3 separate regions of the Homo sapiens genome follow, and regions 1 and 2 are each linked to region 3. Evidence: chromatin loops called from intact Hi-C (ENCODE). Cell type or tissue: gastrocnemius medialis. All regions are shown on one strand. Links, peaks and the distances in the headings refer to the core of each region. The heading gives the core; the rest is flanking DNA. Region 1 overlaps TSPYL2 (TSPY like 2). Region 2 overlaps IQSEC2 (IQ motif and Sec7 domain ArfGEF 2). Region 3 has its middle 6.1 kb from the start of HSD17B10.

What was found. Peaks named below come from ENCODE experiments on the same cell type or tissue, not always from the same donor. Only the 100,000 strongest peaks of a DNase experiment are listed, where the experiment ranks them.
Region 1: a loop joins it to region 3, with 5 times the contacts of the local background. A loop is called at or near these places in 3 of 110 quality-filtered maps.
Region 2: it touches region 3 in a loop (4-fold over the local background); 18 of 110 quality-filtered maps call a loop at or near these places.

Annotation. Positions count from the first base shown.
Region 1 is chrX:53,086,626-53,093,337 of GRCh38, reverse strand. TSPYL2 (TSPY like 2) reads right to left here. Exons shown (of 7, transcript NM_022117.4): 7 at 4,798-5,562. The coding sequence ends at 5,399. Among named protein-coding and RNA genes, the nearest start is that of KANTR, 4.2 kb to the left of the region's middle. RefSeq lists an enhancer at 1-104. In gastrocnemius medialis, for the core only: a CTCF peak has its summit at 3,903 (motif pointing right); DNase peaks (open chromatin) are centred at 3,897 and 4,557; H3K4me3 peaks cover 1,085 bases; H3K27ac peaks cover 2,313 bases.
Region 2 is chrX:53,282,613-53,290,683 of GRCh38, reverse strand. All of the region lies in intron 2 of IQSEC2 (IQ motif and Sec7 domain ArfGEF 2), which reads left to right. Among named protein-coding and RNA genes, the nearest start is that of IQSEC2, 35 kb to the left of the region's middle. RefSeq lists a silencer at 2,183-2,477 and an enhancer at 1,682-2,573. In gastrocnemius medialis, for the core only: a CTCF peak has its summit at 5,873 (motif pointing left); a DNase peak (open chromatin) is centred at 5,843; H3K27ac peaks cover 1,354 bases.
Region 3 is chrX:53,434,776-53,446,100 of GRCh38, reverse strand. No RefSeq gene overlaps it. Among named protein-coding and RNA genes, the nearest start is that of HSD17B10, 6.1 kb to the right of the region's middle. In gastrocnemius medialis, for the core only: no CTCF peak of the experiment used is centred there; DNase peaks (open chromatin) are centred at 4,300 and 5,090; H3K4me3 peaks cover 1,616 bases; H3K27ac peaks cover 1,843 bases.

The DNA.
Region 1 (6,712 bases), core at 2,834-5,333, 350 kb after region 3:
CACTCCCCACCACCGCCCCGTCTTTGCGTCTTCTTACCGTACACCGCCGGCAGTCGGCGCAGTAAGACCCAGAATAAAACCCAGGCTTCCAAAGGAAAACTGTTTAAGAAGGAAGGAGAGATGGGAAGGACCCTCCTATTTGCAAGGGTTCTTAATTTGTATTCTGCAGACCTCTAATCGAGGCTGGGGACAGGGTTTGGAGAGGTCCATGAATTTGGATGGGAACAAATTTACACCTTTATGGCCGGGCGCAGTGACTCATGCCTGTAATCCCAGCACTTTGGGAGGCCGAGGCGGGCGGATCACCTGAGGTCGGAGTTCGAGACCAGCCTGACCAACATGGAGAAACCCCATCTCTACTAAAAATACAAAATTAGCCGGGCGTGGTGGCACATGCCTGTAATCCCAGCTACTAGGGAGGCTGAGGCAGGAGAATCGCTTGAACCTGGGAGGCGAAGGTTGCCGTGAGCTGAGATCGTACCATTGCACTCCAGCCTGGGCAACAAGATTGAAACTCCGTCTCAAAAAAATAAAACAAAATTACATCTTTATTTTCCCTCTCCTCTAACTGAAATTTAGCATTTTTCAATAAAGAATGTAACTAGGCATAGTAGCAGCAGTAGTAGCAGTACTGATTGTCACTAATAGAAATCAGAGATTTTCATATCACATTATAGATGTTGCAGATCTCTTGAAAATCATATAATTTCAATCATTATTTTAAAATCATGATAGTCATTAGACCCTCCATTAAATCTTATGATTTAATGGATTAATGGGGAGTACATATACGATTATACTATAGCACATATTTGCTTTTTCCATATTTTAATAACTATATTTCAATGTAATCAATTTCTTTTGTAATTCTAGATATTTTATTTTATGAATTTAAACAATTTTTTTTTTCTGAGAAAAGGTCTGGTGGGGCATGGTGGCTCATGCCTGTAATCCCAGAACTTTGGGAGGTCGGAGGCGGGTGAATCACCTGAGGTCAGGAGTTCCCGACCAGCCTGGCCAACATGGTGAAACCCTGTCTCTACTAAAAATACAAAAATTAGCCGGGCGTGGTGGCGGGCGCCTGTAATCCCAGCTACTCGGGAGGCTGAGGCAGGAGAATTGCTTGAACCCAGGAGGTGGAGGTTGCAGTGAGCCGAGATCGCACCATTGCACTCCAGCCTGAGCAACAAGAGTGAGACTCCATCTAAAAAAAAAAAAAAAAAAGAAAAGAAAAGAAAAAGAAAGGTCCCATTAGGCTTCACTAGATCACCAAAGGGGTCCATGGCACAAAAAATATTAAGAATATTTGTCTTGAACTCTAGGCTCCAGGAGGAAAAAGACTTGCTCTATTGGCTGGGTGCGGTGGCTCACGCCTGTAATCCCAGGACTTTGGGAGGCCGAGGCGGGCTGATCATGAGGTCAGGAGATCGAGACCATCCTGGCTAACATGGTGAAACCCCGTCTCTATTAAAAATACAAAAAATTAGCCGGGCGTGGTGGCAGGCGCCTGTAGTCCCAGCTACTCGGGAGGCTGAGGCAGGAGAATGGCGTGAACCCGGCAGGCGGAGCTTGCAGTGAGCGGAGATTGTGCCACTGCACTCCAGGCTGGGCAACAAAGAAAAAAAAAAAAAGACTTGCTCTATCTTGTTTCCCTGCTGTATCCCTATCACCCAGTTCAGTACTTCAGGCACACAGTAAGTACTCATAAGTGTTTACTGAATGAATAATAGGATTCCTTCCCAACCATCCTGCACACCCCCAACTGGGGGAGCCAGTGCCAGCCCTTTGGGTCACCTAAGGAGGGACATTCTTGAATCTAGTTTTGTCCCTGCCAATCCGATTCTACTCACAGAAGTAGGTGGCACTTTAAAGGTCTGGTCCCAGGAAATCCCAGGAACCTCCCACCCAGGAGCAGGGCCCTCTGCTGCAAAGGAGCGAGGGCAAGCTAGGAAGCATATGAAGACAAGTAGTTTCAACATGGGAACAGGCCCTAGGGCACATTGGGCCCATGACTCTTCATCCTCCTGGTTTCTGTTTAAGGTCTCAGCCAATGGGGCCTGTCTTCTCTGGCCTTCAGCGAAGACAGTATCTTGGAGCTAGATGTGACCTTAAAGACCTAGAACAGCCCTCTCTTTCGGAGGTCCAGACTGAAGAGTGAGGGCACAGGGAACAAGATGTTACTCTGGGCAAAGAACATCCTGTCCTCACATGGCTCAGCCGAGGACATGAGCACCCTGGCCAACTATACTAGAATACTATGATTGACTCTTAAGAGCATCACTGAAGATGAAGACCAGAGGCCCTCTCTAACAGGGTGGGTGAAGAAGAGTCTCAAATGCCAGGATGAGGGGCTGGGGATTTGATTGGGGGGACAGAGAGGAATCAGGGAAGAGCACAGTGAAGGCCAGACTTCAGAGACCTGCTTCAAGGCTAGACTCTGTCTTGAGACCTTAGGCAGGTTGCTTCTCCTGGACTGATCCCCCTGCACGATAAGCCTCAGTTTATAGATAGGAAAACTGAGGCCCTCTAGAGAGGACAAGGAGAGTCATGTTGTGAGGTAGGGCAGACTGAGGCAAGAGTAACCAGACTGGCTACTCTGGCTCTGATTGGCTGGGATCCTTTGGCAGGCTGACCTCTTTCTGGCCTACTCCGGCCTACTCCATTGCCTTTGCCCCTGCTGCTTTCCCCTCCCCTCCTCTTCACCGCATACTCATTGGGGTTGGCTCCAGATATTGCATGTAGATGTCTCTTTTCTCTGGGATCCTGCACTCTCAGCTCTGGCCTCGAGGTATTGTGTTACTTTGGGCAAGACATTCCCCTTTCTGGGCCTCAGTCCTCCCTGCCCACCTCTGACAGCACATCAAAGCCTCCATCCTGTCCCCCCCAAAACATTTATCAGAATCATTGGAGAGACATGTCAAGGATCTGGTATTCCAACCATCTCACAGAGGAGGCCCAGAGAGGGAAGGGGCCTTGCCAAAGGTCTCACACCAACCTGGCAGTCATCTTGACTCCTCTGAATCCCTCTCCTTCCATATCTAAAGCCTGTGGAGTCCAACATCTTAAAAGCTCTCATAGAATAGACAAATTGCTCTTGCAGAAGAATTCCAATTAATTTATGTACATACTTCCCTCTCAAGGAAATGGAGCATAACTCCTCATTCCCTAAGCACGGGCTGCGCTTACTTGGCTTCCTTCCAAAGAGTACAGCATGGAAAAAGAGAAAGAGGAGTAGCTTTACAGTGGAGAAACCTGACAGACACTACCTCAGCCAGGTGATCAAAGTTAACATCAACAGTGATAAATCACATTGATAGTACATGCCCTTGATATGATCTAGTGAGAATGACATTTGTCTTCTGTGGTCTTCCTTCCCCAAACTCATATCCTCAGTTTAATCATGAGAGAAAACATCAGACAAATCCTGATTAAGGGACATTCTATAAAATATCTGACCAGTACTCCTCAAATGACTCCAGGTCATCAAAAACAAGGAAAGCCTGAGAGAGTGTCATAGCCAAGAGGAGCTTAAGGACACAAGATGACTAAATGTAGTGTGCTATTCTGGATGGAATCCTGGAACAGAAAAAGGACATTAAGTTAAAACTAAGGAAACTGGAATAAAGTATGGACCTTAGTTAATAATAATGTACTGATATTGGTTCATTAATTGTGACGAATGTATCACAGAAATGTAAACTGTTAATAAGGAAAACTGGCTGTGGGACATACGGGACTTCTCTGTTATCTTCACAATAATTCTGTAAATTTAAAACTGTTCTGAAATTAAGTTTATTTTAAAAACCTCTCATATCCGCCCCCATCTTGCCAATCCCACCTGAGGTCTAGCGTCTATTTCCTTACTGCTGTCCTTCCTTCCAGTCAGTTCTCCTGGCAGCCAGCAGAGGGCATTCTCTAAAACGCAAATCTAACCATATCTGAAGCCTTCCAGCAAAATAAAGGCGTTGGATGGAAAGTTCGGGAGATATGTTATAAAAGACCGACTCGGATGTCTGAATAAAAGTTATTGTGATCCAGAACAAATCTGGGAAATATTCCTGGCGCCCACCGAGATAAAATTTATGTATCTAAATTTAATATAACTCAGCCTTTCCAAGGTCTCCCGGATAAAGCCTGTTTTTCAGATGTCCAACTCCCTACGTTTCCACCCCTTCGCACAGTTACATAGTTAATTCCCCTTTGTTTTTCCTTTATCTCTACGGATACTTCTCTGCTTGAGCTATCTTTTCTGCCTTCTCCCCCAAGCCCAGCTCTAGGGACTCTGCACCCCTTCCCAAAGGCAAGAGAGCGCTCCTGCATAATTGGGTTGTGATATCCGGACCGAAGTCGTGTTTTATTTTTACTAAATGCGAATGAGGAAAATGAATTCCTTTGGCTCCCCACGCCCCGCTCACTCTAGGCCCGAGGAAAGGTTTGACGCACTATAAATTAAAAGATGAATCACTGATAAATGGATGTTCTAGGACGCAGGATGTCTCTACACGCATGCGCCAGAGGGGAAGGCGTGGGAAGCCCTTCGCTACCTGGCTGGGTCCGCTGCGGGCGCCAGGAGAAGGAGGGGCTTCCTCAGCCTCGCACTGCCATTGGCCAGGATGATCCGCATTGGTCTGACGCAACGCCTCTGCGGCCTGGCGGAGCTCGCCCCCCACCCGCCAAACCCCCGCAACTAGCATGTTGCAGGATACTGCGTAGGCCAGGCGGCTACGTGTGGGCCTGGGGGAAACTGACCGCTGGGGCCGGGGCACCAGGCTAAACAAAAGACTCGAAGCGGCACTCTGAACTTGCTCAGAATTTTATTGGGATTAACAGGGTCCACGGGGAGAGGCGAGCCTTCTGGGGGACGGGGACAAGAATACCGCAAAGAATACCGCAATGGCGAAGCGGCCTTGCATAGACACCGAGGCGGGCTAGCGGCGCGGCGGGAAGAGGAGAGGGATGGAGAAAGAACTTGGGAGAGGAAGGTGGCAGCAGCGCCTCCATGGGCACTGCGCGGCTGTGACGAAGGCCACAGCGGCCCTCCCCGCTTCGGGGGTCAGGGTGTCCACTCCACACAGCACAGGGAGAGGGGCTGGGGCCACAACTGACTGGGAGAAGTGGGTAGAGGGGCCCTGACCAAGGCATCACAATAAATACAGTTAGCAGCACACAGAAGCCTGCGGGGGCGGAGGGCCAAAAGAAGGGGACTAGCCCCCTTTCCCTCCCCCCAAAATAAGAACTCTGCAATGACTAAACCATAAAAATAAACTTTAAACCCGTGTACGAAGTCGGTCACCCCCCAGAAGTGCAATGTGGGGCCGCGTGGCCCTAGCTGAGGAGGAGGGCAAATGGGATAGTGGGTGGGGGATACAGAGAGGTGATCCCCAAAAGGGGAAAACCCTTATCCGGTTTTCCCCCTCTTCCCCGGATTGGCCCAACCGTTTGGGACCTGAAGCACATCCTCTAGGTCAGAGTCGTCCGAATCTTCCCCTTCTTCCCAGACATCTTCACTTCCTTCCTCCTCATAGTTTCCTTCCTCATAGATGTCCTCATCTTGCTGGATGCCTGCATAGGGGAGAAGCAAGGAAGGGGAAATGGAGGAAGGCAGTTAGATGAGCAGATAGGTGTCACTCTAAAAGGGAACAGAGACCATAGCCAGGGTTTTTAGCGGCCTGGGACAACTTGTCAGCGCCTCTGCTTGGAACAAACAGCCAAGAGTGTGTGTGGGTGTACTCAAGCAAGCCCACAGAATGAGAGGGAGATGGAGGGAGGCAGGAAGGCAGTGTGGGATCCCTGCCTCTGTCAAAACTGATACATCTCTGATAGTAGCTTTTTCTCCCCCTTGTACTCCTCAATGTGTGTCTCTTCCTGAGCTCTGACCTCAGCTGAATAAACCTATTCATCTCCAGGCAGCTTCCTCGCTTTCTCCCCCAGTCTGATCCAAAGAGGCCCTAGTTTGTGTTCTGCAACCCAATTCCCCACCCCCACTCCCACCCTCAGGGCTGGGCAGATAGCTCTGCCTCCCCTTCTGAGAAAAGAGATGCCATCAGGTGGGAGGGGAAGAGAACTGAGAATCCCTGTTTCTCTCTCCTACCTGAACATGTCTAGATTGAGGCTCCACATTCATTCCTCTTCCCTTAGTGCCCTGGCCTTGCCCTCAATGGAAGTTTGCCAGGGACCCCATAGCCAAAAAAACCCGAAGAGTAGTTGATTTTCCTGCCCCTTCCACCTCCCATCTGAGTACTTCTCAGCACCTTTATAATTCTCGTGTTATTCTCAGAGCCTTTAAGGTGCTAATGTGACTCTACAAGAGGGTATTACTATATGCAGTACTTGTCCAACATATACGACCACTGAAACCTTTTGTGGGAAGCAGCTTTCAGATCTGGTGAGTGATCCTCAGGACATAATTTTGGAAACCCTGCCCAACCTACGATGCATTTTCACCCTTCCAGGTCCTTGTTCAGATGATCCACTCCACGGAGAATGCTCCATAAAGCTCCTCAGTGTGAATGCATCCTCCAGTTCAAATGTCACCTTTTTCCTCTAGCTCTTCCCCCGCCACCCCCCCCACCCCGATTCTTGAGGTAGAACTGGCTGCACCCTTTTCTGGACTCAGAGAGCACACTGTTCACTTCATGCTCTGCTCCCAACACAAGCCTGGAAATGCGCCAAAGGCCAAGGCCGGGTACAGACTGTGCTGAAATGCACTGTG
Region 2 (8,071 bases), core at 4,579-7,078, 160 kb after region 3:
GTGGGATAAACACATGCTGAGGCCAGCTTTAATGCAATCAGTCCCAGTGTCCAGGAAAGGGGTTTGTGACAAGACATAATTAGTCCTAGCATGCAGCCAAGGAGCATGTCATGGGCACAGCTTGTCCTAGCACTTAGGAAGGCACCTGTCTAGCAAAGGGAATAGATCTCAGTGTCCCACCGTGGGTTTGGAGAGAGGCCACCCGAGCACGGGGCTCCTGCAAGCATCCCCGGTGATGTGCCTGCTACTTGTTGAAGAAGAAGATTGAAAACATCTCTAGTTCTCAGCTCTTCCCAGCAAGGAAGTTCCTGGGACCTAGAGCTCAGGACATTTAATAACGAGCATAATCATAAGTCATGTGATGATATACATTTGGGCCTTTACAACTTACAGAAGTTGTCAGGGACTTTCTTTTGTCTGATCCTCCCAGTGACACTGTAGGTAGAACCTGAGCTGGCCTTATCATCATTGTTTTACAGCTGAGGAAACTGAGGCTCACAGTGGTTATGGGTTTTGCCTGCAGCCAGGCAGCTAATATGTGGATTCAGCTAATATATGGATCCTGAGCCAGGATTCAAACCCAAGTCTGCCTGGCGCCAACCCAGAGTGCTACCCATACCATCACCACGGGAGCTCTCGACAGCCTGGCAGATAATAATCATCATCCTCATCCTCATCCTAATATTAGCAATTATAGCAATCACCATTTGTTCCTCACATACTAACAACTTGGAATATGATCTTATTTAATGCTCACAACAGCCCTAATAGGCATGGATTACAATCCCTGATTTACAGATGAGGAGAAGGAGGTTCTGAGAGAGTCAGTGCCTTGGGCTGTCTGATTCCAAAGCCAGCATTTAATTTATTCAGACACGCTTCCTGACATCCATCCTGGGCCCAGAGTCAAGGAGGCTGTAGGGGCCTAGAGGAGTCAGCATCTGGGAAGCGAGGGTCAAACTCAGGCTATGGGAAGGGGCTAAAGCATGGCGTGTATGGGGCAATATCTTGACAACATGGTGGGAAGGCAACTTGAACTTGCAACCAGGGCTGGGTAGGGACCTACTTGTAAATTTTTGAATTCGCTCCAGTTAGGGTGAAGGAGAGCTTGCTGGAGCAGGCAGCGTCTGAGCAGGGCTGTCGGGGACTGCCGTGCAGATTTGCATAAGGAGGGTGTCCCCGGAGGTGGGATCAGCTTGTGGAGGGAAGCGAGGGGGGTGGGTTTAGAGACAGGGAGCCATCCGTGGGGCTAAAATAGAAGATCTAGGCAGGAAAAGAGCAGTAAGGTCAGAACGCGGGTCAGGACTGGGTCACAGCGACCTTCTGTCATCAGTGGGGAGCTGGGGAAGTTGGAGGAGAGAGGCGAGGCTCTGTGGCCTAGGAAGGGCAGAAACACTGGATCCATGCACAGGCCTCCATTTGGGGGGTGGGTTGCTCTCTAGTTGTGTGACTGGACAATCTGTTTGTCTCTTGGAGCCCCAGTTTCCTCATCTAATAAACTTCATGTGTGTGTGGAGGGGGAAGGGCTAGGGAGGTGGAAGAAACACCGAGGAGAGGCGCTAGGCCTGGGCTTTTATGGGAACTGAATAGCAAGGAGAGAGCAGAGTCGGTAGATTGCAAGCCACCCTTGGCATGACCCAGGCCTGAGGGCTTCTAAAGTATGGGGTGCCAGAGGAAGTGTGGCGTCTAATTAGAGCTGAACAGTTGGTGATGGGGGTGGGGGGTAGGCATGGGCAGAGAAAGGTGCCTGGACTTCTTGTGGGTCCCTGAGAAGTGTCACAGATCTGACCTAAAGATACCTTAAGCCAAGGTCCAGAGAGGGATTGGCCATCGCTCGAGGTCACAAAGCTAGCTAGCAGCAGAGCCTGCTTCCTAGCTGTGCACTCTTTGCAGAATCACTTAACTTCTCTGGTTCTTAGTTTCTCATGGGTAAAATGGAAACAATAGTCTTGACTTCTCTGGGTTGATGAGAGAACTTAAAGTAAAGCAATGCTTGGTGTGAAATAGTGGTGCAACAAACTGTAGTGTCCTCTGCTTTCCCCTAACCCAATCCATTGTCATATGCTATATAGTCAGGCTGGAAGAATGTGAACAAGTGTAGAACTTGAAAACAGAGAGGGCAGGACGGGCCTGATGAGGCCCTCACCAGAAGATGAGGGGGCCCAGGCCTAGAGGCACTGCTGCAGTGAGGGTCAGCCTGAACTTGTTGGCCCTGGGGACCAGGCTGGGGTTGCTAGGCACGCAAGGATGAAAGCAGGAGGAGGTGGCCTGTTGCTAGGGAAGGAGGGAGGGGGTGGGGGAGCCGCTGACACCCGCGGAGACAGGGACGTCCCTATGGCAACGGGAGCCACTGCAGTTGGAGGAGAAGTGGGAGGAGGAGCCTCCCACTGTGGGCCTCAGTGCTCCAATCTGTCCTACAGGAGTTTGGATTAGATAATCTCTTGTTTTCACCTCTTGGCAATCTGGGATGGCCAAGACCTCATGAACCGTCTGTGGCTCCCCCATCCACATGTCCAAGACACTACCCATCCCCAGAGCCATCCAGCTGCATCACCTCCCATGATGCCTCCCATTTGGCTCAGCCCGGTTGCCCACCCTGCCCTGTTCCTACCACTTCCTTTGCCTGGAACCTTGCCACTTACTGCTTCACAGTCTGGGGTTGCTGCAGACACAGATGAGCCAGCTCGGGCCAGCCCAAATGGGAGCGTGATGATGGTGTAGACAGCCAGTTTGTGAGGACAGAAGTCTAGAGGAGTCAGAGCTGGATTTTGACAGTGGGAGAGAGGAGGAGGTAACTTTCCAGGAAGCTAAAGAAGGGCAAGAAGGGGTAAGAGGTTTCTCTTCTCCTCCCCTTCCTCTCTGTGTTCTGCCGCCGCCTGGCCCAGCCCCAGGAAGTGGGTGACCCCTAAGCTGGCTGAGTGCCTGGTTGGCACCGAAATAAACTTGCCTTCTCTCTCTTCCCCTCCCCTTGCCTCTGTCCCCTCTGTCCTGGCTTTAATTAGCAGCCCTGGGGATGAGTCACTTGGCAGCTGGGGAGGGAGGCTGCACAGAGCTCAGTGAAGCTTCGACTCCTGCCCTGAGCCTTACGGGCAGCACCTCTGTGTTTATGCATGTGGGTGTGCACTGCTGCATGGCAGCGTGGCTGTGAAGAGCAAAGTGCAACACTGCATGCTGGCGCGTGGCCCTGCATGTCAGGGGGTCTGCAGAGAACCATATCTGGTTGCTGCTGCGTTTGTTGCTGTGTGCCACTGAATGTCAGTGTGTGTGAGCGTGTGGCTGGAGCGTGTGGCTGTGGTTGCAAGTGTCAGGGAACCAGGGAGCTTCTGGGTGAACAAACACAAACGCTGGACAATTGCATTCACCCCTCTCTACCTAAGTGTTCTTTATGCGATTTTGCTTACACAAACCCTGCACTTACATTCCCAATTTTCACTTGTCTTAGTCTGGGTACACTTTGTTGTGAGGAACGGAAGCCCACTCAAGCTAGCTCAAGAATAAAGGGCTAATGAGGGGACTATTGTGAGGCTACATTTCACAGAATCTAAGAACAGTTAATGAAAAACAGCCAGGCCTCACACCAACTGGAAGTGGGACCAGGAAGTCGAGGACCAAGGTTGCTGTCTCGCTGTCTGCATCTCCTGGGCCCATGTCTCATCTTTCTCCATCTCTCATGGCTTGCCTGGTCCCTGTCATCTCTTTTTCTTTCTTTCTTTCTTTTTCTTTTTCTTTTTTTTTTTTTTTTTTGAGCCGGATACTTGCTCTGTCGCCCAGGCTGGAGTGCAATGCCATGATCTTGGCTCACTGCAACCTCCACCTCCTGGGTTCAAGCGATTCTCCTGCCTCAGCCTCCCAAGTAGCTGGGACTACAGGCGTGTGCCACCACACCCAGCTAATTTTTGTATTTTTAGTAGAGATGGGGTTTCACCATTTTGGCCAGGATGGTCTCGATCTCTTGACCTCGTGATCCCCCCTCCTCGGCCTCCCAAAGTGCTGGGATTATAGGTGTGAGCCACCGCGCCCAGCCTATCATCTCTTTTTCATGGACTTCTCTCTCTGGACCAGCTTCCTCTGCTTGCCCATGGCCTGACATGGCCACCAACCTGGAAGCTATGTGACCTTTTCCAGCTTCAGGATCTGCCCCTCCTGCCATTGGACTGCAGTGATCCTCCAGCCTGTGGTAACACAAGGCAGCAAGGGGCCGTGTGAGATAATTGATTCCCTCAGAATTGGATGAGAGGAGAGAGAGAAAACACTTGGTACTTCTTGTTTCTTCTGCAGTAAGCACAGTTTTTATGTGTACCCAAGTGAGGTCAGAGCTGGTCGGCTCAGAGGCAAACACTTGTAAGATTGTTTTTGGTTCCTATTTTATAGCAAGATGACCTTTGCTCACTGTGCTTTCAAGTTCCATATCCTTGCATCAAAACATGCTGTTTTGTCTAAAAGTGCCCTCTTATTTTATGCCGAAAAAGCTTTTAAATGTACAGTGAATATTACCATTGCTACCAGCTTGTGGTAATTTTTCATAACCTCAGAACAACTGGTATAAAGCTACTGATGGTACAGCTGCTACCCAGCTCTTGGTGGCCTCAGGAATTTTGATATTTTATGAGTTCAGTGACTGAATTTATAGTTACCTCCAGTATATAATTACAAGTACACATTATCAATGTTATCAGCTTGATGCTGGAGCTTACTTTTCCACTAATACAAACCCTGCAGGTTTTACATTAATTACAGAGGGAACTAATGACCCCTTAGACAAGTTTTCACCTATGAATAAAGAGTTAGGAATCAGCTGTGCCAGTAATGACTGTTCTCCAGACACAGGAGCGATGTCCACAGCTCTGGCCTTGGCCCTGACCTCGCATCCTCTGGCCGAGACTAGGGGCTTCCCATCACCTCCTCAGAGGCCTCCTGACTCTGGCCTGGCACACAGCAGGTGCTGTTATTTTTAATAAAATTGATAGTTTTATGATTGCTATTAAAGCCATCTTCCATATCTAAATGGTAAACCTAAGTGAGAGAGATTATCCCAGGTTCTGGGCAGTCTCCTTCAACTCCTCCCCCTGCCCTTTTCTCACTGTTCCAAATAGTAATAATTGCTTTGAGTCAGAAAATGTCTGCTAAATATCAGGTACTATTACAGAGCACTGGAGACACATTATCTTTAATCTTTGTGGCCACCCTGCCAAGTAGGGGTGACTTACAGGTGGGGAAACTGAAACCTAGAGAGGTAAAATGACTTGCCCCAAATTGTCCATCCACACATCCATTCATTTATTCCTTCATTCAAGGATTTATTGAGTGCCTACAATGTGCCAGATGCTGCTAAATGTGGCTGATAGGGTGGTGAGTAACAGCCCTGCTGTGATGAAGCCCACTGTCTGGTCAGGAAATAGACAAGGAGACAGACAATTACAGACAATTATAGGGGAAGTGCAGGGTGCTGTGGGAGCACCACGGAAATATACCCAACCCAGCCTGAGGGCCAGGGAGGCTTCTCCAAGCTGACATCTAAGTGGAAGCTTGGAGCATGAGTAGAAGTTAGCCAGGGGAGGGGTTGGGTGGGGCAAAGTGAAGTGAAGAGTGTTGCAGGCCAGAACTGCGAGAAGAGTGTTTGGCACCCACGTTTGTGAAGAACTAAAGGAGTATCTGCAGTGAGATGGCACTGTCATGAGAAACGGTCTCATCTGGAAAGGGAGCAGAAGGTTTATCGGGAGGCTGGAACTGTGGCCCTGGTTGCTTAAGTCCAGAGCTGAGGAGCTGCAGGACCCAGTAACAGTTTCCATGTGACAATTGTGGGCCTGGGAGCCTCCTGGGTCGGCCTGGCCAACAGCAGGCTGGGATTCTAGTGGCCACAGTGCCCTCTAGTGTCCACTGGCCCACCTTGCAGCCTCCACCTCTGTCCATTGTCCCCCCACCATGTGTGACCAGGTGCCCGGTGCTGAGTGCTGGGGACACTGGGATGAACAAGACACAGCTCTCACAGAGCTCCCGACAGAGAAGGGGCAGCAGGCATCTGAACACAGTGTTGAGAGAAGCCGGCTGAGAAAAGAGCAGGGCGGAAGGACACAAGGGAGGTGACCCAACCTGCTTGGGTGGGGTCAAGGCAGGTTCCCAGAGGGCACAACATCTAGCTGACTTTTGAAGAACAAGGGGGAGCCAGCCAGGTGGGGAGATGACAGTGGGGGCACAGCGGGACAACAGAGGTACTATTACAGAGCATTTGACACACATTCTCTTTAATAAGGCTTGGAGCAGCAGAGTGTAGCTGAGAGAGTTGCAGGTGCTTCTGTCTGGGTGGGGTGCAGGTTGAAGGTGGGGGGAAGGCTGAGACTAGCTGGAGGTATGGGGTAGGGGCTAGCTCACAGAAGGTTCTAGGATGCCTGCCACCAGCTCATCATGGGCACTTAGTGAATGGAATCATATAAGAAGCTTCCCTACCCTTTGGGATCACAGACCCATCCGAGGATCTGATCAAAGCTAGAGATGTTCTCCCCAGAAATTAATGCTTTTCATACAACTTTAGGGGCTTCAAAGATACTCCCCACCCCACATGCCTGTCCCAAACCACAGGCTTCCAAATTGCTCTTCCTATAGATACGGAAACCCCGACAGAGGCCTCCAAGGCTCTGCATGCTGGGCCCCCACCTCCATCTCCAGTCTCACCTTTCTCCCCTGTGCTCTTCCCACCCCGCCACGTCAGTCTCTTCGTGCTTGCTGGAAATACCACCTCAGGTCCTTTGTCCAGGTTGTTTCCTCTGCCTGGAATGCTCTCCTCCTGCCATCTCTACTTTTTGCTCAGTTGAATTGCATTAGTTGGTGAATGTCTGTCTCTTCTCACTTGGATATAAGCTCCATGAGAGCAGGACATTGTCTACCTGTAGTCACTGCTGTATCCAGCACCGGGGACAGTGCCTGGGCCACAGTATCTGTCGAATAAATGCATGAAGGCCCTGCCAGTGTCCCGTGGCTGGGTCAGGCTCCTCACCCTTCATTCCTTCCTCCCTTCAGCCTCTGGTGGGTCATCATCTGAGTCTGTTCAGCATGCTCAGCTGTAACTGAATTCCAAAAGTGGTCCCAGGTTCAGGGATATTTTCTTAGAAATCTTCCTCACTATCCCTGAAACAAACAGGCTTCCCATGGGTCTCCTCTGCCTCTCTGGGAGAAGGGACAGACTCTCTCAGGTTCAGGCTGAGACTATTTACCATGTGCACACTTTGTCTACCTACCAAATCCCTACAAGAACTGTGAGGTAGGAATTTCCACTCCTCTTCCATAGATGAGCAAACTGAGCTTCAGAGGGCTTACCCAGCTAAAAAGTGATAGGGCAAGGACTTGTACCCAGCTTTACCAGGCACCAAAGTGTAGGTTCTTTGTCTCACCAGAGAGGGAAAGGGCCTTACCCAAAGTCACACAGCATCATCCCTTAAAGCTACCACTACACTTTCTTTCTTTCTTTTTCTTTTGTACAGGGTCTTGCTCTGTCACCCAGGCTGGAGTGCAGCGGCATGATCTCAGCTCACTGCAACCTCCGCCTCTGGGGCTTAAGCGATCCTCCCACCTCAGCCTCCCAAGTAGCTGGGACTACAGGTGTGCACCACCATGCCTGGCTAATTTTTGTATTTTTAGTAAAGACAGGGTTTTGCCATGTTGCCCAGGCTGGTATCAAACTCCTGAGCTCAGGTGATCCACCGTCCCCCACCCACCCCACTGCTCCCAGCCTCCCAAAGTGCTGGGATTACAGGCGTGAGCCACTGCACCCGGCCCAGCACTACACTTAATGTCTCTCGGCTCCTGCCAGGTCAAGAGGGTTCAGCTCTTAGGGCAATAACTACAAATGGGCACAAGGTGAAGCTGCTGCAGGAGCTAGGAGAGTTCCTCAAGGAGAGTTAAAAAAAAAAAAAAGGCAGATGCTAAGGCCAGAGCCTTGAGGACCAGGGCTTTGAGGGGTGGGCAGAGGGAGAGAAGGTCACTAAGGACCCACAGATGCCAACCTTGTGGTGTTCCGGAGGGCCTCTCTCTCTCAGTAGCTTTGGCTTTCTTGAGAGGAACCAGCTGCCCCAGCAGG
Region 3 (11,325 bases), core at 4,106-6,605:
CACCTGACAAGGATGGGTCCTGACCACCTTCTTCCTTAGCTCTAAGAAAAGTTTACCATTATGAGGCCGCGGTGGCTCACGCCTGTAATCTGAGCACTTTGGGAGTCCGAGGGGGGTGGATCACAAGGTCAGGAGATCGAGACCGTCCTGGCTAAAACGGCGAAACCCTGTCTCTACTAAAAATACAAAAAAAATTAGCCAGGTGTGTGGTGGGCACCTGTAATCCCAGCTACTTGGGAGGCTGAGGCAGGAGAATGGCATGAACCCGGAGGCGGAGTTTGCAGTGCGCTGAGATCCCGCCACAGCAATCCAGCCTGGGCAACGGAGCAAGATCTCAAAAGATAAAAAATAAAAATAAAAATAAAAAATAAAACTCCTAGTCATGGACCGGGTGCAGTGGCTTACGCCTGTAATCTCAGCACTTTGGGAGGCCAAAGTGCGTGCCTGTAATCCCAGCTACCTGGGAGGCTGAGGCAGGAGAATCACTTGAACCTGGGAGGATGCAGTGAGCCGAGATCGTGCCACTGCACTGCAGCCTGGGCAACAGAGTGAGACTCCATCTCAAAAAAAAAACAAAACTCCTAGTCACCTCTGTGCAAATAAGAATGAAGCTCAGCTCTTTCCTCTACTGTCAGTAGTTACTGAATAAAATCGGTTTTTACCACTAACTAATGTTGGCTGTGTTTCTTTACCTTCACCCTCCTTCAGAGAGTTGCAGACAGGGACCACGTGTATTTTGTTCACTGCTGAGTCCTCAGTGCCTCCGAGAACACCCAGCATAATAAACATCTGCTGAATTAACAAATAAATGTTTGTTAAAATGCATGTAGTGGGCCGGGCGTGGTGGCTCACGCCTGTAACCCCGGCACTTTGGGAGGCCTAGGTGGGTGGATCACCTGAGGTCAGGAGTTCGAGACCAGCTTGGCCAACACGGTGAAACCTCGTCTGTACTAAAAATTAAAAAAAAAAAATTAGCTGGGCGTGGTGGCCCACACCTGTAATCCCAGCTACTCAGGAGGCTGAGGCAGTAGAATTGCTGGAACCCGGGAGACAGAGATTGCAGTGAGCTGAGATTACGCCACTGCACTCCAGCCTAGGCAGCAGAGCGAGACTCCGTCTCAAAACAAAACAAAACAAAAAAATGCATGTAGTGAAAGGCCCCAAGGCTGGAAGAGACCTTGGATCTTCATCTCATCTTTTGTCTTGGTTAACTAATGTGTTGCCTGAGTCAGGCTGCTTCATCAACTTGGTCCAACTACTACTTGTGTGACCTAGGGCAAGATTAAAAAAAAAAAATTTTGTAGCCGGATGCAGTGGCTCATTCCTGTAATTCCAGCACTTTGGGAGGCCTAGGTGGGAGGATTGCTTGAGCCTAGGAGTTCAAGACCAGCCTGGACAGCATGGTGAGACCCCTTCTTTACAAAAAAAAAAAAAACAAATTAGCGAGGCATGGTGGTGCACACCTGTGGTCCCAGCTCCTCTGGAGGCTGAGGCAGGAGGATCACTTGAACCTAGGAGGTCAAGGCTGCAAGTGAGGCAAAATTGCGCCACAGTACTCCAGCCTGGGTGACAGATCAAGACCCTGTCTCGAAAAATCCCAAAACATTTTTTGGGGTAGAGATGGGGTCTCGCTATGTCACCCAGGCTGGTCTTGAACTCCTGGCTTCAAGCGATCCTCCCACCTTGGCCTCCCTAAGTGTTGGGATTGCAGGTATGTGCCACCTTGCCCAGCTGGGCAAGATATTTGACAAAGACTGTCTCCTTTGACCAAAACCTTAGTCAGTCTCCTCCATGTACTCTGCTTGACTAGGCCTGACCTGTCCTTATAAAGGTCCTTATAAGGACTCTCTCTATCCTTATTGAATCTAGTTTGAGCAAGAATCCTGCTAAGTCAATTTAGGGGAAATTTCCCACCCTTGGTATCTGACTACCCTGGATTCTTATCATCCTGGCCTGCCTTCAGCAATAATCCTATCAAGTCAGTTTAGCCAGAAACCCCTTGTCCTAGATGTTTCCTCTTAGTAGTTTCTCATCCACTGACCCTACCCTGCTCCTTGGTTACAAATCTCCACTTGTCATTGTTGGACTTAGAGTTGAGTCCAATCTTTCTCCCACTGCAAGACCCCATTGCAGTGGTCTGCATACCTGTCGCCATGGCCTTGAATAAAGCCTGGCCCTACCATCTTTAATAAGTGTCATGAGTAATATATTTCTTTAAAAATATGTAACCTCTCTTTGCCTCAGATTCATCCCTCACAGGGTCATTTGGAAGATTGAAATAGTGTGAGAGAAGGTGCTTAGGAAATGAGTTCCAATCTTGACCTCTACTGGGTCTCTCTTATCTGTTCTCTTCCCCAGAGCAGTATCACTTGTGTTCAAAAGAGTGCAGACTCTGGAGCCAGACTGCCTGAGTTTGAAGTCCTGCTTTGCTTCTGACTAGTTGTGAGAACTTGGGAAGTGGCTTAACTTTTCAGTACTCACTTTCTTCATCTGTAAAACGAGGAGGATGGTAATGCCTACCTCATAGGGTTGTTGTGAGGACTAAGAGTAAATATGGCCGGGCGCGGTGGCTCAGGCCTGTAATCCCAGCATTTTGGGAGGCCGAGGTGGGCGGATCACAGGGTCAGGAGATCGAGACCATCCTGGCCAACATGGTGAAACCCCGTCTCTACTAAAAATACAAAAACTAGCCAGGCGTAGTGGCACATGCCTGTAATCTCAGCTACTCAGGAGGCTGAGGCAGGAGAATCGCTTGAACCCGGGAGGTGGAGGTTGCAGTGAGCTGAGATCGTGCCACTGCACTCCAGCCTGGCAACAGAGCGAGACTCTGTCTCAAAAAACAAAACAAAACAAAAAAGAGTTAATATGGGCCGGGTGCGGTTGCTCATGCCTGTAATCCCAGCACTTTGGGAGGCTGAGGCAGGTGGATCACCTGAGGTCAGGCGTTCGAGACCAGCCTGGCCAACATAGTGAAACCCTGTCTCTACTAAAAATACAAAAATTGACCAGAGTGGCTCATGCCTGCAATCCCAGCACTTTGGGAGGCCAAGAGGGGCAGATCACCTGAGGTCAGGAGTTCGAGACCAGCTTGGTCAACATGGCGAAACCCCATCTCTACTTAAAAAAATAGCAAAAAAAAAAAAAAAAAAATTAGCCAGGCTTGGTGGCACGCACCTGCAACTCCAGCTACTTGGGAGGCTGAGGCAGGAGAATTGCTTGAACCCGGGAAGCAGAGGTTGCAGTGAGCTGAGATCAAGCCACTGCACTCCAGCCTGGGTGACAGAGTGAGACTCTGTCTCAAAAAAATAAAATAAAATAATAAATAAATAAATAAATAAGTAAATAAGAGTTAATATGCTCACAACAGATCCTGAGACATGGTATGTGAGTTAAACAGTACTACTGGGTATGAATGTTTCTCATTCATAAGAACCATTAGGTTTTAAGGTCCCTGAAGCCTCAACCTACCATCTGCAGAAGGAGCAGCCAGAGGCTCCCTTTCCTTTGCTTACAGGGGTCTGGGGTCAAGGTCATTAACCCAATCTCCCACTGTCTTAACTTCCTGAATGGTGGTCTGGAGTTATTCTTCTGGGTGCTTGCCAAGGCCCATCTGCGGGTCTTCCTCAGTCTCAGTGGCAGATGAGGAAGCAGTGGTTTCCCCAGGCCAGAGACATCTCCACAGCAGGTTCCTCAACTCCACCCTGCCCAATGGACCCTCCTTTTTGACTCAGAGGCCCCCAGAATGTGGGGTGGGCCTTTGGAGCTGACTGAAGGACTCCAAGGGGATAGGGTAGGGCGTGGTTACCGCCCAAATTTAGCCTTTAGTCAGGGAAGGGGGTGGTGGGGGAGTAGATGGTTTGGGGACGACTGGACCTCAGACTGGGTCCCTTGTAAGGATGTGAGGGCAGGCTCAAGAGGGGTTTCCTCCGAGTCAAACACATTCACTCCCCTCCGTCTTCTGGTTTTTAGTCCCTGCCAGGGGACCACACAGGTGAGTCCAGGTGAAAGGAGCAACCACAACTGCCGGCCACCTCTACTCCGCGCCAGACGAAACCGCCCCAAGGGCGCCGCACTTTACCGCCCTCTGTGACCTGTCGCTGTCACACACCGAGTGAGTGTGAGAAGACGAGACCTCGGGAGAAGGAGGGCGACAGCGGGCACCAAGATACACAGGTCCTTTATCCATACCTCCTAACAGCCACCCGCTATGGGCCGGGCCTCCGTCCTCCCAACTGCCAGCTCCACTGGAGACACTCCAACCGCACTGGGAGCGCCTTGTGAGCAGGACACGCATGCGCGGGTAGCACCTCCACCAGCCAGCCGGCTGACCCCGCCGGGGACCTGGCAGGGATGGGGAGCGCATGCGCAGATGGCGCGCACCGCTCCCAAAAGACAGGGTGTGGGTGGCGACTAGACTCTGGACCTGTGGATCTCGGTGCCCGCTGTCGCCCTCCTTCTGCCGGGTCTCGTCTTCTCATGCTCACTCGGTCAGGTCTATAGTACAGCCTCGTACTGGAGTCTTAGTGTAAGTCCTTCCGTTTAATCAGCAGTCCCTCTAATAAAGAAAATGAATGAGTGAATAGCAAACATGGTAAATCTAAGGTGACTTTGCTTAAAGCGGGTGAGGCCAGTACATCGCCACCCAACCCTTGGTTCCGGAGCAGGCGTCTTTTCTTCCTCACCTGGAAGTGGCAGAAAAAAAAGAACTTGTCTTCTGCCCGTGCCCGATCAGGGGCTCCCCACTGCACCCCACATCCCCGCCTTTGGGACAGTCTCACATGGCGAAAGTGGCCTAGGGTGGAGGGCACTGCACTAAGCACGACCCTGACTACTGACTGACCGCTTTTTATAGCCCAGGCACCTTGCAGACATGATTCGTTTCGGATAAGTCAAGTATTCATATTCCCACTTCACAGTGGAGGAAATTGAGGCTGACCCCAAAGCCGCCCCTTTAGTGGGTGCGCGATCAAGACTTATTACATAAACTGCCTTTAAGAGATGGCACCACCACCCCGCGGGCCCCCTACTTCTGGTTGTTGCCCAATCACACTGGCAGGGGTTTCACTGGCAGCTGCAGCCCCGCCCGGCTGACTCATCTTCCCCAAAGCCGTTTAATTCTGTTCCAAGTCTTTCCTAACTCGACCTTGGCGGGCGCGGAGCGGAAGGCATTATTGTCCTCCCGATTTGGGGCCGGGGGAGTTGGAAAACTAGTCTAACTCCCGGGCTGGAGAGCTAGGAAGCCCAAGAGGGCCAAGTCCTGGCTGTCTGCCTCTGACGACGAGCAAGGTGGAGGCCCTTGGTTAGCAGGATGGGTGGTGAGGAGTCCGGGAAGGAGAAGAAAGGCTCAGCGCGGCTTGCCTGAGCCTCCCTCCTCCCAGCTCCCGGCCCCTGCTGCCGGCGGCTGTCACTCCTCGCTGTGGTGCCAGCTGGCTCCCGCTTCCTCGCCTTTATTCCTACCTGCTTGCTCTCCTGCCTTCCTTCGGGCTTTTCACATCCTCTTCTTTTCCTCTCTTGCTCCCCTCCTGTTTGCCTTTCTCGACTTTCATATCGCCAGAAGATGGTCGTCTCCCTCCCGTTCCTCCCAACTCTGAATAAAAAACAGAAAACCCAACTGGTCCTATAATGGCTTCCCTAAGTCTACAGATGACTCCTGGCTTTCTAGCTCACCTGCTGGGGGGGATGTGTAAACCATGAGGTGATTTTTCCAAGACTGTGAAAGGAAGGTGGATATAAGCGGAACTGACACCGTATACTGATCACAACACTTACTGATTCCACCGGAAGATACAGGTTTATTGCTATGTCACACATATGCATTCATTCACTTAGCAAACACTGCCATCTGTTCTATGCCAGGCTCTCTGTGTTGCGTAGCAAGAATACAGAGATCAGAATAGATCCTCAGTCTCTCAGGTGGGTAAGTGTTGGTTCAGAGCTGTGGGACCCTCAGAAAGGGCATCGCACCATCCTGGGGGTTATCTGTGGGGTAGGGTTGCCACATTTAGCAAATAAAAATACAGGGTGCCCACAAGTCTGAATTTCAGATAAATAACAAATAGTTTTACAATATAAGCATGTCCCAAAGATTGCATGGGGTTACTTATATGAAAAAATTATTCGGCCGGGCACAGTGACTCACACCTAGTACTTTGGGAGGTCGAGGTGGGTGGATCATCTGAGGTCAGGAGTTCGAGACCAGCCTGACCAACATGATGAAACCTCGTCTCTACTAAAAATACAAAAATTAGCCGAGGGTGGTGGTGGGCGCCTGTAGTCCCAGCTACTAGGGAGGCTGAGGCAGGAGAATTGCTTGAATCCAGGAGGCAGAGGTTGCAGTGAGCTGAGATCGTGCCACTGCACTCCAGCCTGAGTGACGGAGCAAGATTCTGTCTCAAAAAAAAAAAATTCATCTTTATCTGAAATTCAAATTGAATTACTGAGCATCCTATACCTCATCTGGCAACACTACTGTGGGGGTATCAAGTAGTGTGTTGTTACTGGAAAGTGTCGTGTTATAGAGGCCGAAGTTAGCCAGCAGCCATCGGATTATGGAAAGCCTTAAAAGTGAGGAGGTGGGGGCCGGGCGCGGTGGCTCACGCCTGTAATCTCAGCACTTTGGGAGGCCGAGGTGGGCAGATCACCTGAGGTCATGAGTTCGAAACCAGCCTGGCCAACATGGTGAAACCCTGTCTCTACTAAAAATACAAAAATTAGCCGGGTGTGGTGGTGGGCGCCTGTAGTCCCAGCTACTCGGGAGGCTGAGGCATGAGAATGGCTTGAACCTGGGAGGTGGAGGCTGCAGTAAGCCGAGATTGTGCCACTGCACTCCAGCCTGGGCGACAGAGCAAGATTCCCTCCAAAAAAAAAAAAAAGTGAAGAGGGGGCACTGAAGGGGTTTGAAAGCAAGTGGGTAACAATAAAAATTGGGTTTTAGGAAGAGGCTTCTGCTGGTTTCTTGGATGATCCTTTTAAGAGCAACAATAGTGGAGTCTGACCAGTTGCAATTGTACAGGCAAGAGATTTTGGATGGTGATAATAGGAAAGTAGGTGGGAGGAGGTGCCAGATCCAAAAAGTATGTAGGAGTTAAATCAGCAGGACTTGGCAGTTGCTTAGATGGGGTGAAGAGGGCGTGAGTCCCAGGATCTGGCTTGGGTGTCTGGGAAGTTAGTACTGCAACCAATTGAGATACAGCAGTTTTAGGGGGCAATGATTGAGTTTAATTTAGGGCATCTGGTGTAGAGGGCCAGCAAATTATTTGCTATATGATTCTGAAGTTCAGTGGAGAAGATGAGCTCAAAGTAGAGACTGGGAAGTCCTCAGCAGAGAGGGAGTATTGAAACCAGGAGATGGATAAGCTCCCCAGAGAGGGGGCAGAAGAAAAAGAACCCAGGGAAGAGACAAAAGAACAATCAGGGGAGTACAAGAAACCAGGAGAGTCAGGCTTCCTGGAAGCCAAGTGGGAGTTTCTAGGAAGAGCAAGTGATGAATATGTCAAATGCAGCCAGAAAGGTCTGATTACACAAAGCCTGAAAAATTACAGTTGATTTAGGCAACGGTAAAGTCACCATAACCTGAGGCTGTCATCCTTCAGGTTCATTCAGACATCAGCCCCATTTATTCAAGTGGCAAACACTCAGCCAACATGCGTCCTCAGCATCCTCTCAAACGCTCGCCACAGTAATTTTCATGTCCCCTGCAGTCCTTCAGCGTTTAAACCAATCATTCAGATTGTGCCCCAGCTCACTCAGAAATGACAGGCTCTGTATAATCATCACTTGGGGTTCTTCTTTTCCCCTCACATAGATGATGATATAATTGGGATTCTTTATATTTGTCAATGTCACCTCAGAGCCAGCTGGAACCAGTGCAGCTCTGTCTTTGCAGAGGTAACTGCAGGTGCCCACAAGAGTTAAATGGGTTATCTTGTGGTTTTTATCTCCCAGGAGTGAAGACCACCCAGGAGTAAAGACCACCTTTATTCTTCTCTGTTTCCTGGCAGGGCTAATTTGACACAATGCTGCGTGTTGCTTGTTTTGGTGTCCTTGCTGGGCCCCTTTGCGCACCTCTGGCCCTCAGGTTCCCATGAGACATGCATCCAAACTGTTGAGTATGTGCGTGTAAAGGTTGACATCACTTTATTCCCTATTTTTTTGTGTGTGTGGAGACAGGGTCTTGCTATGTTGCCCAGGCTGGTCTCAAACTCCTGGGCTCAAGACATCCTGCTGCTTCAGCCTCCCAAAATGTTAGGATTACAGGCGTGAACCACTGCACTCAGCCCCTATTCCCTATTTTCTAATGGTTTTGAGACAGAGGTGCGTGCAATCAAGAGAGAGGATGCTCAGTAGCAGAAATCCCCAAGAAAGTGGGAGGGGCTGGGACACAAAACCCAGTGGAAGGGTGAGCCCTAAACAGGACATCTCTGAGACCCAAGGAAAGGATGGTGTGGGTGGGTAGAGACAATTTTGGAGGTGGCAAGAGAGAAGTATTCACTAATGGCTTCCGTTTGCTCTAAAAACAGTTCTTTTAATTGTGCAGCCCTCAGAACCAGAAGAAGTTCAGAGAGCTCCCTCTAAACACAGTTCTTAACCCACAATCCAAAAGACCCCTGAGGAGTCAGTGAATAGAATTCAAAGAGCCCATGGACTTGGATAGAGGGGAAATTGCATCATTATTTTCACTATTACTAACAGAAATATAGCATATCCTTCCAGGGGATGTGGGTAACAAACTGCAGTAATATTAGCACCTGTGACTTTGACACTAAGAGAGATCAGATTTTCATTATTACGGTTGTTGCATATCTCTCAAAATAACATCACTATTTCAAAAATCATGGTTGTCACTAGACCTGTTGATAGAGCTTGCTATTTAATGTGTTAATAAAGAAGCACATATATTACTACATTACAGGTGCGTTTCCTTTTATTTTGAAAATTGTACCCCAATATAATTGGTTTCTTTTGTAATCCTACTTATAGGACGCATGCATTATTCTGGGAAGGGGTTCCTAAGACTTCACCAGACTCCCATAGGTGTCCGTAGCATAGAAAAGGATGAGAAACACTGCTCTGAAGAGTAACCATAGCTAACACTTATATAGCTCTTGCTAAAGGCCAAGCACTGTTCCAAGTCCTTTTTAAATACATAGTTGTTAACTCATTTATTCCTAACAACCCTACGAATAGTCATTTGTTTATACTCATTTTACAGAAGAGGAAACTGAGGCACATCAGTTAAGTAACTTGTCCAGGGTCATTCGGCTAGTAAATAATAGAGCTGAGGCTGGGCGCGATGGCTCATGCCTGTAATCCCAACACTTTGGGAGGCTGAGGCAGGGCGGATCACCTGAGGTCAGGAGTTCAACACCAGACTGGCCAACATGGTAAAATCCCATCTCTACTAAAAATACAAAAATTAGCCAGGCGTGGTGGCCCATGCCTGTAATTTCAGCTACTCTGGAAGCTGAGGCAGGAGAATTGCTTGCACCCAGGAAGCGGAGGTTGCAGTGAGCCAAGATGCGCCACTGCACTCCAGCCTGGGCAGCGGGAGACTCCATCTCAAAAAAAAAAAAAAAAGCGGTAGAGGGGAAGAGATCCAAGACAACTCGAGAACATGGTCAGAGAGAGAAAAGATGGTGTGTAGATGCTGGGGAGGGCAGGAGGTTATTCCAGGGAATGACAAGTGCAATAAGGTGGCCTGGACAGGTGGTTAAAGTAGAGAGGAGGTGAAGGTTCCCGGAGTTGGGCAGGTGAAAGAATCATGAAACTGTGCCTGGAAATTCTTCCAAGATTAATTCATTAATTCATTTATTTCACACATTTGTTTTAAGTGTCTTGTACACGCCAAGCAGTGTTCTCGGCATTAGGTGAACCAGCTGGACAAGCCCCTGGTGCCATGGGGCTTACCTTCCAGCAGGGGGAGAACTACACAAACAAGGCCAGGTTAGCGGAGCATGCAGGCTCACAAGCCTGTAGGCACAATCCTGCAATGCCAAAACTTCTGAAAAGCATAAGGTTGTTTTTTCATACTTTGGAGCCCAAACTCAATAGATGACAAAACCTGACCTGAAGTAGTGTGAGGCTATTTATAGTCTTTATTCACACTTGGTGTGAATTTTCATACCTTTCACTTCAGAAATATTAATATTTCATTACGATGCTCCAGGCTTTTCTCAATAGTTATATAATATAGACTATACAAAAAGTTATGTTTGACTAGTTTTTTTAAAGAGTTATGTAATATAAATTACATGTCTTCCTTTCTCAAATTGAAAAAAACTCTGAATTCCACAGCACATCTGGCCCTAAGGTTGGAAAATGGATTACGGACATGCAAGTGCTATGAAGATAATTCAAATATGCAATGGGATAGTGTCTAGGTGGCTACAGTTTGAATATTTAGGGAGGACCCCTCTGGGAAGGTGATATTTAAGCTTAGTTCTGAATGAAAAAAAATAAAAGCAGTCATGCAAAGATCAGGGGAGAGCATTCCAAGCAGAGGGAGCAGCTAATGCAAAGATGAACACAAAGGAGGCCACTGTGGCTACAGCATATTGGGCCGGATGAAGAGTGCTATAAATTGATGGAAGCACTTCATGTAGATAGGAAAATTGTGAGACCGGTGTGCTAAATCCTTTGGTAAATACGGTGTAGTGATTATGAGTGTGGTGGCTGTCAACAACTAGAAGGCCTGGAGGGGAATCTTCCTGGGTGAGAAAGCAAGTGGGGGGAGATATTTCAGATAGAGAAAACATAAAGCAGTTCTGAGGCTGAAATGGTGGGCTAAGATTTATGGCCTGAAGACCTTGGTTTGAGGAAAAGTATAGAAGGAAGACAGATTAGATATCTGGGCTCAAGACTCTAATGACATAGCTTCTGGAAGCTGCCTGAAAGATGTTCTAGGATGACAAAGACCTGGGTCTTAAATAATAGTCTCTGGTTGAAGTCCAATCTGCAGTGTGTGATCTGGGCTTTTGGACTTAAATTAGACAAAGATAGAGGAGAGTAGCAAAGCCTGAACTGATGAAAGATGTTTTTGCCTCTTTAGGTTTGTGCTTCTCAGCAGCTGTCCTAGAATGTCTGTCTCCAAGCATCTCTCTTAGCGGCTTTCCACATTCATCTCTCTGTGATCCTACCTGGCATCTCTCTTCCTATCTCGGCCTCAACATATTTCTCTTTACATGGCTCTCTCTCTCTCTAACTCAGACTCCTCATCTTTGGATCTCCTTGTCTGAGTGTCCCAGAATCTGGTTCCGTCCATTCGTCTGTGTCTGTACTGTAATTCTCTTTCTCCACCTGGACTGTGCCCTCCTGGAAGGCATGAAT